Regions from separate parts of the Homo sapiens genome. Here region 1 is linked to region 2. The links are chromatin loops, found by intact Hi-C in ENCODE. Cell type or tissue: B cell. All regions are shown on one strand. Each heading gives the region's core, and the rest is flanking DNA. Links, peaks and the distances in the headings are about the cores only. Region 1 holds the start of C7orf25 (chromosome 7 open reading frame 25). Region 2 has its middle 180 kb from the start of INHBA.

Region 1 (4,386 bases), core at 295-4,294, 1.0 Mb after region 2:
CAAAGAAACTCTACTGGTTTAAGAGTTCTCAGTTTTACTTTTACTATAGACCTTTTTTCCCACCAGTTTAGATGGGAAGACCCAGCCTTTGGTATAAATAACTTACTTCCACAAAAATATTTAAAGGGTATCTTTAGTGTTCACTGTCAGTTGTGTAGTCTTTTGGTAAGGGGGTGGCTAGAGCCTCTTTACTCTCAGTAAGTGCTCTGGGCTGATGGATAAACACACTAAATTTAACACCCTGGTTGTTTGCAGCTCTGACAAAACCACTATTAGCAGTCATTGTGATGGCTTTTAGGGTGTCTCCCGTCCCAAAAATTGTTAATGAGCGGCTATTAATTTTTGAACTGGCCACTAGTCTCAAGGCACGCTCAGAAGGCTGGTCTGGTACCACATTAATTCGCTTAATTAACACAGTGGCCCTCTCTCTCTCCCCAGGTCCTCCTAAGGTATCTAAAATAGACTGAAAGTCCTTGACAGCAGATTCACAAGCAAACAACTCCTTGTCCTTCATAAAGGCCTCCAGCTGAGGTAGAACCTGCTCTTTCCTCTCTTGCTCTGCTTGTTCTGTGAGCACTTTCTCTTTGAAAATAAAGTGGCAGCCTCCATAGCTGAGGGCAGATACATATGTGATTAAAGTAGTAATGTCCAGATTTACTCTTTTGCACACATCGACCTTAATTTCTGTTGGAAACGCAACACTTGCTAGTATATTTTCTCGGTCAACTCTGGTCACCTGCAAAAGTTCAGGGCCCTCATCATCTGATTCACTCTCACTTGGTTGAAGCTCTTCAGGGTGATCTAACAGAGCGTTGACTGCTACTATGTCTCCTCTCACAGATATGCCCATTTCTTTCAGCTTCTCTGCCATGGGGCTGGAGACACTGTTGTAAAATGCAAAGATGATGTGAGGGTTGCTATACTGCACTGGCTGCTGGTGACTGGCCTGGAGGAAGTCTTCAGCCTGCTCAATGATGCTTTTGTCACCATATTGGCCCCTGCCCAGCCAGATGTTATGAAGAGCTTCAGCCTTCCGGCCAATGGCTTTCACCCAAGTATGACCACCATTTGCAACTACATCTACCACAAGGGTTTGCTTTTCTCCTAAGGTATCTGTATAACCAAAGACATGAAGAACACTAACAACTTCTTCCAGGTTTTCTGCTGATTCCACAATGGCTCTCAGGTGTGTTAGGTTAGTGCTCTGTAAATGAGACTCTTTAATAGCTACTTTCCCAGCTTCTACTTTCTGCAAGAATTTTAATTCTGCCTTCAATTTGCTGCACAGCTTTGCACCACCTTCTATGCCACCTTTTCTTGATCTAGAAAGTGATTCTGCTCTCTTGATCAGTTCCTTGGCTATGGCGATTCGTTCACAGAGCATGGAATGTGCAGACATGCTGTCAGCATTATTCCTTTCCTAGGGAAAGAAACAAGGCAAACTTCAGTAGTCTCCTAAAATTATGACAATCAATTCTTCACTGGTGATTAAAAACTTCAATCTAGCAACACAGCTTATGGAGGGTGAGTCTATGAACCCGGGCTTGTGTATGTCTCATTCTGGAGTGACTGCTTCCTCTGATAGCTAAGGAAAGGATGGCAGCTACACTTTTGAACTCTTCTTTAGGTACGTCTGACACACTTTAGACCTTCATTTCTTCAGCTTGAAAGCCATGGGGACACAGCATGGTCCTAGGTTAGGATACAATGCAAGAGTTGGGCAATCTGCTATATAAATAATTCCCTTATGTCTATCAGCGGCCTGTTTAACTGCTGAGAAATTTTAATAAAGGCGACAAAAATGCCGAAAACAAAAATACACACAGACTGGCTAGTTAGCAAACTGTCCAAAGCAAGTGTCTGTCCTAAACTGAGCACTTCAGCCTCCCTAACCTTTTCCTCCTTCCCGAGTTGGTCTCCTTCAACCGGCTGCCTCATGATTTCCCCCGAGGCTTGGGGTACTTACGCCAAAAAAAATCAACACTGCCTCATTTCTGCATTTGACGTCAACCCAGACTATTTTAAAAGACCGAAGAAGACCACCAACTTGCGTCCCACTCCCACTCCGACTCTGAAGGAAAATCCGAAGATGAAACTAAACTCCAAGGCTGCAACCCGCGGCGGCCGTGCAAGCGGCCCCAGCGCAGGTCGCCGGGTGGGCGGGCCAGAGGCCGGCGGGGCCTTCTCGGTGGGCTGCGGGGCCCTCGGCCCTGCCCGGCCACCTGCACAGCCGGGCCCTGCCAGGAGGGGCCGGGGCCGAAAAGCCCCCACCGCCAGCGCCGCGGCTCAGGGACCAGGCGCTGATAGCGCGCGGCCGACCCCCTTCCCGCCGGGCCGGCCCTGCCCAGCCCCCTCTGGCCTCAGAAGAGGCGCCCCGCTCCCAGCCTCCCCGCCTCGCTCCCCGGCTCCTCACCGGCAGCGCCAGAACCGCGAGCGCGAGCACGCAGGCGCGTGCACGCAGAGGCCGGGACCCGCCGGGAAATCTCAACCGGGCAGCCCCCACCCCGCTCGAACGCCGAGGCGGCTCCACCCGCGCGAGCCCCGCCGCCTCGGGCACCTCCTGCATCACGTGGTTCCGGGCCGGGTGACGCCAAACCTGCGATTCCCAAGCGGCAGCGCGGCCTCCCGAGCCGGGTTGACGCTGGCGTGGCGGCCATGTTTATTGAGGGCACCTGGCTTCTCCCGCTTGCGCCGCCGGGTGAGCCTGAAGGCGCGCACCCACCTGGCTCCAGGAAGAGGGACCGAGCTCGCGTGCTGGGCCTCACTCCCACTGGGGGCGTCGGCCACTCGATCGCAACCGGGTCGTAGGCATTTTGGGGGCTCATTTTAACAGAAGAAACGCTGGAGAAGCTTGTCAGAGGTGACAGCTGAGAAGTACTGCCTCTGGGACTTCTGCCTCCAAGCCAAAGCACTTTCCACTGCATTGTCCTGGGCCCTCCAAAGAAAGTGTGCTGTCCTTCTGAAGAGAAGAAATGATTGCATGGCTTCCGAGGGGCTGCCATATTCATATTACTGTAGTAGAGTGTCCAGAGTCACCCAGAAAGATTAGGGCTGTAAGAAAGTAAAGCTAATTTAAAATATTAAAGAGGACTTCCAGTTATAATTAATCCTGTGTATCCTGCTCCTTCTCCAAACTTAACAGTAAAGCAATGCTCCTTCTCCAAATAACAGTAAAGCAATGACAAAGGGAACAAACAAAGGCAAAAAGAACAAGAGAAGAGATGACTGCAGACCGGTTATACCAACACATTTTTGGAGGACAAGAGCAATAACTTATTCAGTCCTTACAGCGTGACAGACATTGTTCTAAGTGTTTTACACATTGTTCACTCCTTTAAACAACCTAAAAGGTAGAGATATTAAGTATGCTTTACAGATAAGTGAGCCATAGGGAGGTTACCTGAACCCAAGCACCCTCTTTGCAGATGGTGTCAGGAGAACTGAGCAAACTGCTTGTAGAAGGGGATATTTAGCCACTGATTCACAAAGCAGAACCCCAGAAAGCTTCAGGTGCCTTGAAGGTAGAAGGGAGGGCAGTAAATTGTTCAGGCAGAAGACTAGTTTAAGATGCTAAAGACAGGGCATCAGAGGGATTCCAGACACAAAGCCTAACAAAGGATGAGAGGTGCCATGATGTTTTCCTACTGAATAGTGCAATGCTAGCAGCCCCCTTCTCTGCCCCTCCCATAATGCAGGCACCCCTCTACCGCTCCCTACCACTATCTCCCCATAACCCTATTTTTCTCTGAAGAAATGAGTAGACAAAAGACCCTAGAGAAATGGCTCGGCAATACCAACATTCAGCATCCCCTAGTGTGAGCCTCACGAACACAGCATTTCCCAACGTTTTTGTTATTTGAAGGAAATGGAAAACAGAACAAAATGGTCTCAAAAAGTATTCTATAACTAGCATCTTCAAATAAAAGATATTTCAGCTATGAAACAAGAGGATTTCTTTTTTTAAGGAGACAGCAGAGCACAGGAAATGGTTCTTCTGTAGTAAAAATCATATCCCAAATTTCAAAACATCAATGAGTTGGAAAAATTTAGAAAGTAGAAATAGATGAAAAATGGAGCAAAAACAAAAGGATCCAGTATCCAATTAACAGGAGTTTAGAAACAAAAACAAAATGAAGAGAAAATTTTTCAAAAACTTAATAGAAAATTTAGCAAACAGAAACGTTTTTCACAGTGCAAGGGCCCACTGAGTGCTCACCACAATGACTATTAAGAAACCCACACAAAGGAACATGGTTGTGAAGTTTCAGAACACAGCAGATAAGAGAAAAACCAAGAGCTGCAGAGGGGAAAACTTACAAAGGACTTGGCATCACATACGCAATAGTATTAGGCTTCCTATCAGCAACACTGGAATTTAGAAGGGAG
Region 2 (4,386 bases), core at 262-4,261:
ACCTGGAGAGGAAAGGCTGGGAGATGGGCTGTCCTGCCTGAGTCACTCCTTGCGGTCAAGTTAACAGGACAATGGTGAGCTTCTGCTTTGAGAAAAGGTACATACACTTTCTGTCCTGAGGACCCCTCCCCTTGCTCACCCTAGAGATGGCAAATGTGAAGAGCTGATTTATCTCTGCAGATTTGCAGCTTCTGGGATTCAGGAGTGGAGCCGCATTTGTATCCCTCTCCAGCCAGAGAAACTGGTGGACTTTCACACTGGCCAGTTGGATATGTGGAAGAAGAAATAAAGTTCATAACTTTGGGGATGCAAAGGAAACTGTTTTCATGATTCCCCAAAAAGCTAATCACAGGAGAGCTCTGTGAAGTTGGCCAAGGGCATGCTTTGAGAATGATAGATTTAACGTTTGCTTTCTTTGGCCTGGACGTTTCCCAGAGTCTCCTTATATCTTTTCTTGATACATAATGTGCATTCTAAGGGAGGCAAGGGAGGACTGTAACTTGGCACAATCTTCCTTACATGTAAATCCCTAAACTGAAACGAAAGACTACGATACGCTGACACAGAGAAGATGATGGGAAGGGAAATAAAGAGGGGACAATCATCTATAAATTTTAATAAAACTCTGACTTAATTTAGTATAACAGTCTTGTGATTTAATAAAGCACATATTAAATAATGAAAAGGTGCTTGCTTGAAATGGCTTTCAGTAAATATTGTCAACAATAACTGGCCTTTTCTTTATTGTCATAAATGTCCCTGCCAATAATACTAGATATGTAATCAAAGAATATCTACAACTCCAGTTACTGCTCTGTTTTTCCACATGTGATTTGGACCCTTTAGTCACAAATATAAGATGAAGTCTATTTACAGACACCTTTCCTTTGGCAGACACTAATTAAGAATGAGAAAGATAATGAGAAAATTTTGATAAATGAAGAATGAAGGAGAAACAAATGGTTCTCTCCAGGGTATTCCCAGAGCTCTGGCCTTGAAAGATGGGGCAAAGCAGGAATGTCAGGAATTGCAGGCATGAGAATGGAGGTGGCTGGAGATATTCCATAACCAGACCAGACAGACACTGCAGAGCACCGTGTGACATAGACTGGGGAGAAACCAGAAGGTCGGGGGAAGGGAAAAGCAAAGTCCAGAGGCCTGGACAGAGTCCAGACCAACATCCTTCCTGCTGCAGAGCTTTAGGTGGTGGACCCACAGTGGGATGTCTCATGGATGCCTTTCACAACACGGATTTGGCACTCACTCTTTGTCAAGAAAGGGGCCAGGCACCAGGGGTATATGCCAGATTTCCCACTGATGGTTGAGCTCCAGGCCCTATAAGCCTACAAAGGCTGGCTCAAGGAGGCCAGCTGTGAACACTCATGGCCCTGCAGTCTACCCTATGCCAACTCTAATGCTGGCAGGTTTTCACCTCACCTGCATTATTTTCTGCCTTTGCTGTATTTTGAAAGACAAACAGAAGATTATCTAACAAATACTGAAGTAGTCATTGGGATTACAGGGATCCACATGGTCAAAGGAGGTGAGGGGCGAACAATGAAGCTGTGTGTCCCAGGAGCTGTCAGTGTGCACATGGCTGGTCTATAGCATGAGAAAGGTAGGAGGAGGGCAGTGGATGTCAGTTTATGAAGGATAAAGGTTGTCAAAGTATTCCAATTAGGGGGCCGTCACCTACTAGCCTTCTGCTTTAAGAAGACCAGCCTGGCCAGGCGTAATGGTTCATGCCTGTAATCCCAGCACTTTGGAAGGCCAAGGCAGGTGGATCACCTGAGGTCAGGAGTTTGAGACCAGCCTGGCCAACATGGTGAAACCCTGTCTCTACTAAAAATACAAAAAATTAGCGGGTGTGATGGTGGATGCCTGTAATCCCAGCTATCTGGAAAGCTGAGGCAGGAGAATCACTTGAACCTGGGAGGCAGATGTTGCAGTGAGCCGAGATAGAGCCACTGCACTCTAGCCTGGGCAACAAGAGTGAAACTCCGTCTCAATTTAGAAAAAAGAGAAGACCAGGCTGACTACAACCCCAGGGACAGTCAGTGGCTTACACAGATCTTCTGGAACCTGATGTTATACAATTTGAGGAGCCCTTCTTAAGCAAAAAAATTCAAAACCAAGAATATATAATTAGGTATAAAACTGAACAGTTATTTAGAATGAGAAGATAAACCTCAAAAAAAATAGAACTTTAGAATGATGATAAATACCACAACCATAGGTTAAAACATGAGAATTCCAATAAATCTCTTTTGCAGAATTCTCATCAAGGAGGAAAGGAAAATGTATGAGGCCTGTATAATTGTATACACAGCATGGCGTGCTATATTCCTGAAAGGAGACAACTTCTGTTTTGACTAGCTGTCATTGAAAACAAAGTCCTCTGCTTACGATTTTACATATCTGACTTTGGAAGAATTTTCCAGAGACCAGCTTCCTGCTTTGTATATTTCAAACTTTGCTTCTCCTTGATTCTGCATAAACGTCTGGTGTCAGATGCTGCAGGACAAATTCATATCACCAGATGACGTTTGACCCTCCACTTCCTGTCACGAGGCTGGGTGCGTCAGTGCAGGGGGCCGTAGGAGTATTCCTAGAAGCCGTTCCTACACCAGGATGACTAGTAATAACTTAACTGCATTCAGAAACAACTACCAACCACAAAAATATCCCCTACTGAACCCAAACTAAATATATTCGCAACTCAACTTCCTTTTAGCTGGGGCCCCAAAGTGCTGGTGACGACGCTGACACCCTAACAGTAGGTGCACAGAGGGGAAGTCGAAACAGAAAGGGGAAGCAGTCTTAACCAATTATGGCTAAATATAGCTCACTTTTAATACATTTTACAAAAATATATGACCATGTGAACACATTGCAAGGTCTTCCCCCAGCTCTTGTAAGGGACCGTGCAAGTGAGGCCCTGAGCTGAAGTTTATTAGTTTATTAGCTAACAGGTAGATCTTTCTCTGAGGACTCACAGATCTATCTGGTGGTCTGACTGCAGCTGAGGACCCCAATCTGGAGTAATAGTAAATAGCTGTAGAAGCCAAGGATCAGAGGCGAGGCAATGCCATTGTAGTGGAAGGGATACATTCGAATGGTAATTAGCAGGTGGAACCAAGATGATTACAGTTTGGAAGAGGACAGAGTTAAAAATGTGGCACCATCTAGTCTGGCACTTGCCCCTCTTAATTTATCCAAAACATTGAACAACACTTAATAACTTGTGCCAGGCATAGTGCTTGCTGCCAAGCAGAGGGGAGGGTGTGTGACCTGGGCTGTGAACTCATACTGGCCGGCTCGCTGTAGCGTCCCCTGCCAGCCTCAGCTCCAGAGGATGTCTGTTTCTCCTCTACTCAGTCAGCAAGGGATCTTTCTCTTTGTTCTTACGAATGAGGCCACCCATTAAGATGTGTCTAGATACTTTGGCTCCCAGGTCACACCCAACTATTGCCTCTTTTTGATCCAATATATACTTTTTCCGTAAACTGGTCAAAACCCATACTTACACAGAGATGGAAAGAGGAGTATAATTTCAAATTGCAAGGGGAAGCTGGATATAACTCAGTTTTTAAATCTCGAATGTATATATTTTTGGCCTGATTTCCCACTCTGAACCCCCAAATCAGTAAAATCACAAGGTGAATGCAAACAGGAAAGAGAAAGGAGAAAACATGTCTGCCAGCCCATAGATATGACCCTGGGGCCCTGGGGGAAAAGAGAAAGCAGGCACTTTCCCATCATTACGGCTGCACCACCGCAGTAATGATGCCCTGAGAACATGAAAGCCAGCAGTAGGGGAAACCCCACCAAACATTTGAGATCCGCAGTCTAGGGATTACTCCCCGCCAGGCACTCGATCTTTGCACAAATCTTACAGCTAACGTGCTCCTTTCACAGGAAGCCTTTACTGCTTCTCAAATAATCCCGAAAGGAGAGTTGCTGGATGTCCCATAATGAATAAAACTGCTGATAGGAATGGAAAAAGTTTATGAAGGATTTGTAAACCCAAAATACCATATGTGGAGTCAGAACGTTTTATTTATACCTTTGCCTGATACTTTGCCCGCGCATACAGGATTATGGAAGAAATATATGGCCGCCTGCTGGCCCAGAATTCTCTCAGGCCATCCCCACCGGCCTGCAGGGAGCGCCGCTGACCCTGGGCCAAACGTCCTGTAGCACAAAATTCCTTTCCAAGTTGAAAGGAAAAGTAATAGAGAGTAGAATTTAAAACAGCAAACATAGGCCCGTATATTTTGTTTCTGTTTCACTCTACAAATAAAAATAAACCTAAATGGCCTCTTTTGGCATAAGATTATAGGTTAAAAAATAAATCCACAGCATATTATATAATAAGATAAGAAT

The links. Hi-C counts contacts between places; a loop is a spot of excess contacts. Peaks named below come from ENCODE experiments on the same cell type or tissue, not always from the same donor. Only the 100,000 strongest peaks of a DNase experiment are listed, where the experiment ranks them.
Region 1: a loop joins it to region 2, with 18 times the contacts of the local background. A loop is called at or near these places in 1 of 110 quality-filtered maps.

Annotation. Positions count from the first base shown.
Region 1 is chr7:42,909,502-42,913,887 of GRCh38, forward strand. C7orf25 (chromosome 7 open reading frame 25) reads right to left here and starts at 2,569. Exons shown (of 2, transcript NM_001099858.2): 1 at 2,414-2,569; 2 at 1-1,420. The coding sequence starts at 1,399. The coding sequence ends at 134. RefSeq lists enhancers at 1,398-2,095, 2,096-2,792, 4,312-4,371 and a silencer at 2,141-2,400. In B cell, for the core only: no CTCF peak of the experiment used is centred there; a DNase peak (open chromatin) is centred at 2,560; H3K4me3 peaks cover 1,586 bases; H3K27ac peaks cover 1,496 bases.
Region 2 is chr7:41,879,166-41,883,551 of GRCh38, forward strand. No RefSeq gene overlaps it. Among named protein-coding and RNA genes, the nearest start is that of INHBA, 180 kb to the left of the region's middle. RefSeq lists an enhancer at 2,274-2,823. In B cell, for the core only: no CTCF peak of the experiment used is centred there; DNase peaks (open chromatin) are centred at 2,676 and 3,786; H3K4me3 peaks cover 1,765 bases; H3K27ac peaks cover 2,907 bases.